2 separate regions of the Homo sapiens genome follow, and region 2 is linked to region 1. Evidence: read pairs that join two places in POLR2A ChIA-PET (ENCODE). Cell type or tissue: PC-9. All regions are shown on one strand.

Region 1 (2,500 bases):
TAGTGGTAATCTTGACTACTTGGTTTGAGCAGAGCCCTCTAGGATGTGTGGGAGGAGCAGGAAAGGCCAGAGGCTGGGAAGGCTGGGCCATGCACAGTTCTGCTAGAGAAGAAAAGCTGTACATTATATGAGTAGCATGAGTCTATTCTACTTTTACCTTCAGTCTCATTGGGCTAAACAAAAACTTCATGGGTTGGAGAAAAGCTTATTTATCTTTTCTCAGCATCCAGAGAGGCATGTGACTGAAATGCAGTCATGGACAGACGCGAGACTGGAACCTGAGTGTACAATTACCACTGTGGTGAGATCAGCAACATTGTATTCAGACAGGCCATTTACTTACCTGCAGCCTATGGAGTAACCAGAATAGACTCTTGCCCTTATGTGACCCACTTGTTGGAATGAGTGTGGATCTTTCCATTTATCTATCACTTCCCATATGCATTTTTGTTTTTAGTTTTTATTATATGCAAGCATATTTATTTTATGGAGGTTGAGTAGGAAACCTAAGCTAAAGGAAGCCTCAGTGATATAGTTCAAAACTTGGAATGGCTCTCCCAGTAGCTATAGTCCTCGGTACTGTATTTCCTGAAATCCATGTCTCATCCCTTCTTGTAAGTATGGAACACACCCAGTGGCTCACGCCTGTAATCCCAGCACTTTGGGAGGCTGAGGTGGGCGGATCACTTGAGGTCAGGAGTTCGAGACCAGCTTGGCCAACATGGTGAGACCCCATCTCTAATAAAAATATAAAAATTAGCCAGGCATGGTGGTGTGTGCCTGTAGTCCCAGCTACTCAGGAGGTTGAGGCAGGAGAATCTCTTGAACCCAGGTGGCAGAGGTTGCAGTGAGCCAAGATTGCGCCACTGCACTCCAGCCTGGGTAACAGGGTGAGACTCCGTCTCAAAAAAAAAAAAAGTATGGAACACACCAACACTTGTGATTTCCTCTAGGGAATGGAATTCAGAATGGGAGTCACCTTTGGATTTTTTGAAATATAGTTCTGTATTGGTGAGACTGCTTTAACAACTTGTATTTCTTCTGTGGTTGTGCTTTGGATGAATATAGCCCATCCAAGGTGACTTCTTTACAAACACTGAACAACTTTGGGTGGTAGGGAAGTGGGAACTGCATTACTCTCTGATATAATAACTAACCACACCATTTTCATTTTGCTTTGCCAGGGTGAGTTCTGCATCCTGGTACTTCCTCAATGTATTTGGGCTTCGGAGCATTTACTCTCTGATTCTGGGCCAAGATAATGGTAAGAAGCATGTCAGGTTTACTAAGCAAATACTTCCATAGATGAATCATCCATATTAGAGCCAGAAAAGTCTTGTAGGTTGTGCTGTTTGTTACCATAGTCAAATAAAATGTTTCCTTCCTTAAGTTTCTGAGGTATTCTGAAAGAGTCTTAAAAATTCCGGGGGTCAAACTGAAGATCTCAATTCTCTCTGGCAATGACTGGGACAGTATTTTGATTCCCCAGAGTCTGATACCATCATGTGAGGGATCCAGCACCAGCAGTGTAAGCCTGTGAACCTAAAGCTTAAAGAAGGCTTGGTTTGTCAGTTCATTGACTAGAGCCCTTGCCAGTACTAATCCTTGCTCTCTTGTTTACTGGCTGGGACCTCAGAAAAGTTACTTAACAAGTTACTTAACTTCGAATTCTCTATTTACTTATCTGTAAATAAGGACTTTATTAGTTAACCTGTGGGGTTGTTAGGAACAGATGAGGAAAAATATGCAAAGCACTTAGTGAAGTACTTGGCATGCAGTAGTTGCTCAATAACTGGTGGCTGTTATTGTTGAAATTTGAAATAAAGTTTAGAGCTTCCTTTAGTGATCTCTCTTTTGCTGTTACTGTCCCCATTTTTCAGGAGACACAAAGTGACTTTCCTAGAGTCACATAGCCAGTGGGTGACAGGGCCAGCCAGTGAGGCTGTAGTCCAGTTCTCTAATCTGTGTGAAGCCCATTCTTCCCCTTGGGTGCTGGGGTGCTTGCTGAGTCCTGGCACTCATGTAAGTGTGTCTTATGCTACAGCCGCTGACCAATCACGAATGATGCAGGAGCAGATGACGGGAGCAGCCATGGCCATGCCCGCAGACACAAACAAAGCTTTCAAGGTATACTCCTTCACCTTTCAAAGCTGCAGCAATGCTCTGAAAGGTGTTACCAAGAGCTATTTTAAAAATAGCTTCCTTGAAGGGAGTGTTGTGTGGTTCCATCGTTTTAATTTAAACTTAGTAAAAACATAGTTTACACGTCTCTCTTTCCTGAGACAGAATCATCTATTAAGTAAATGGAAATTCTTGGTGCTTTTACTGGTTTTTAAATGCTCACTGGAATTTAATCCACACTATCAATGATGCTGTAAAATAATCCAATCGGAGGTGCCAGGTAAACATTTAGAATAATTTGAACCTTTTTGAACCCCATAGACATCAGATATAAATTGCATTAAAAAAACAATACTAAGAGCCTTTTCACAAAAAGGTT
Region 2 (2,500 bases), 130 kb before region 1:
ATAAATGCTCATTAGTTAAAATTAGAGATTGTTGCGGGAAGTCAGGGACCCCAAACGGAGGGACCGGCTGAAGCCTTGACAGAAGAACGTGGATTGTGAAGATTTTATGGACATTTATTAGTTCCCCAAATTAATACTTTTGTAATTTCTTATGCCTGTCTTTACTGTAATCTCTAAACATAAATTGTAAAGATTTCATGGACACTTACCACTTCCCCAGTCAATACCCTTGTGATTTCCTATGCCTGTCTTTACTTTAATGTCTTAATCCTGTCAGCCGAGAAGGAGGTATATAGTCTCAGGACCCTGTAATAATTGCGTTAACTACACAAATTGTACAGCATGTGTGTTTGAGCAATATGAAATGTGGGCACCCTGAAAAAACAACAGGGTAACAGCAATTGTTCAGGGTATAGGAGAGATAACCTTAAACTCTGACCGCCGGTGAGCCGGGCGGAACAGAACCATGTTTCTCTTCCTTCAAAAGCAAATGGGAGAAATATCACTGAATTCTTTTTCTCAGCATGGAACGTCCCTGAGAAAGAGAATGCACACCTAGGGGTAGGTCTCTGAACTGGGCCCCCCCGGGTGTACCTGTCTCTTATGGTCGAGACTGCAGAGGTGAAATAAACTCCAGTCTCCTATAGCGCTCCCAGGCTTATTAGGAAGAGGAAATTCCCGCCTAATAAATTTTGGTCAGACCTGTTGATCTCAAAACCCTGTCTCCTGATAAGATGTTATCAATGACAGTGGTGCCCAAAACTTCATTAGCAATTTCAATTTCGCCTCGGTCCTGCGGTCATGTGATCTCACCCTGCCTCCACTTGCCTTGTGATATTCTATTACCCTGTTAAGTACTTGATGTCTGTCACCCACACCTATTCGCACACTCCCTCCCCTTTTGAAAATCCCTAATAAAAACTTGCTGTTTTTTGTGGCTTGTGGGGCATCACGGATCCTATCAACGTGTGATGTCTCCCCCGGACGCCCAGCTTTAAAATTTCTCTCTTTTGTACTCTGTCCCTTTATTTCTCAAGCCAGCTGACACTTAGGAAAATAGAAAAGAACCTACGTGATTATCGGGGCAGGTCCCCCAATAAGAGATTAATTTGTAATTTCTGGAATAAGACAGATTGGCTTAGGGGAAAAAAAATAACAAAAGAAATGTTTGTCCCTATACAAAAATGTTATTATGAATCTACCCTCAGTGGGGCTTAAAGGAGCTCCTCTAGCTGTGGAGAGAGGTTTGTACTGGTCTGACTCCTTTATGTCTGAGGCATTGTTTATATCAATGGCATGTTTTGGTGCCTTGCTGCCTAAGATGAGGGGTGCAGCCTGTGACCAGGGCCCATGAGTAATGTACCATAACTTTAAGAGTTAAACAGTCACAGACTTAAGAGAAAAGTAGCCTTACTGAGAGACGAGGGCTTAGGTGACCTTCCTTACATGCCATCTGATGCTGTCACAAAGAATAAGAGTAGGGGATTATCACTAGCAGGATCCAAGGCTTACCTGCAAGTCCCGGTTTTTTAGATTGCCCAGCCAGAAAGCCTCTCTACAATTGTTGAGAGTGAGCATAGCTTTGACTCTGCAAACTAAAAGTTCCAGGGTCTTTTTGAGCAGAGGCACATGTTGGGTGAGTCTCGTGTCCTGGTGAATCTGAATGGAAATAAATAACATCCATCTTTTGTGAGTTTATCATCATGCCTTCACATTTCTTATAGAAACCTTTGAATGTTGAATAAGAACACAAGCCCTGCCAGTATGGGCCAACGGTATGTTCCATCAAACAGGAATAGTTTGGCAGAGTAATCCAAAGAGAATGGCAGCTAAAGAATTCAAAGCCTAGAAGACATACCACCAACACCTCTAGTTCCTCTTCATAACCTCTTACTGGCCGATCTTCAATGAATTTACCTAAAATATTCTTGAATATATATTTTACTGATATTAAACAATAGAGTAGCCCTGTTTAGCTAAGAGAATTCCTTAAACATTCACTGTCCAGCCGGGAGGCGGAACTTGCAGTGAGCAGAGATTGTGCCACTGCACTCCGGCCTGGGCTACAAAGCGAGACTCCGTCTCAAAAAAAAAAAAAAAAAAAAATCACTGTTCAGGACCTTATAAATTTAGAACCAGAGGAGGAAGTAAGTAACAGAAACTGGACTCAAGAATCATTTGGTTTGCCAGTGACTGCAGAACTCTAGGGTTCTGTGTTCATTCAGACAAAACGTGACAATACCTCATTAACTATAAGAAGGCTTCAAGTGGAAAAATCCTTTAATGCTAAGATGTTCTCATAAGACATAGATGAGTTCCTTGAAAGTAAGTGGCACAGATGAAAGCCTCTACAGATGGCTGCTTTAGAGCCACCTCCTGTCTCCTGCAGGATCATCACTTACATCACAGTCCTGTTACCTAGAGGACTTTGCAGAAGTAAACATATACCAGCATTCTATTTCTGTCACCCAAGAAGTTTCTAGAGGAAAAAGAGCTTTGG

The links. Peaks named below come from ENCODE experiments on the same cell type or tissue, not always from the same donor. Only the 100,000 strongest peaks of a DNase experiment are listed, where the experiment ranks them.
Region 2: POLR2A ChIA-PET joins it to region 1 with 8 read pairs; 4 of 35 experiments call an interaction of 5 or more read pairs at or near these places.

What each region holds. Positions count from the first base shown.
Region 1 is chr3:9,969,346-9,971,845 of GRCh38, reverse strand. It overlaps EMC3 (ER membrane protein complex subunit 3), which reads left to right. Exons shown (of 8, transcript NM_001394674.1): 6 at 1,185-1,264; 7 at 2,045-2,127. Among named protein-coding and RNA genes, the nearest start is that of EMC3, 16 kb to the left of the region's middle. In PC-9, no CTCF peak of the experiment used is centred here; DNase peaks (open chromatin) are centred at 1,305 and 1,675; H3K4me3 peaks cover 799 bases; H3K27ac peaks cover 2,500 bases.
Region 2 is chr3:10,095,485-10,097,984 of GRCh38, reverse strand. FANCD2 (FA complementation group D2) reads right to left here. Exons shown (of 44, transcript NM_001018115.3): 42 at 1,513-1,659. It also overlaps a transcript of FANCD2OS not described here. Among named protein-coding and RNA genes, the nearest start is that of FANCD2OS, 12 kb to the left of the region's middle. RefSeq lists an enhancer at 567-1,114. In PC-9, no CTCF peak of the experiment used is centred here; no DNase peak of the experiment used is centred here.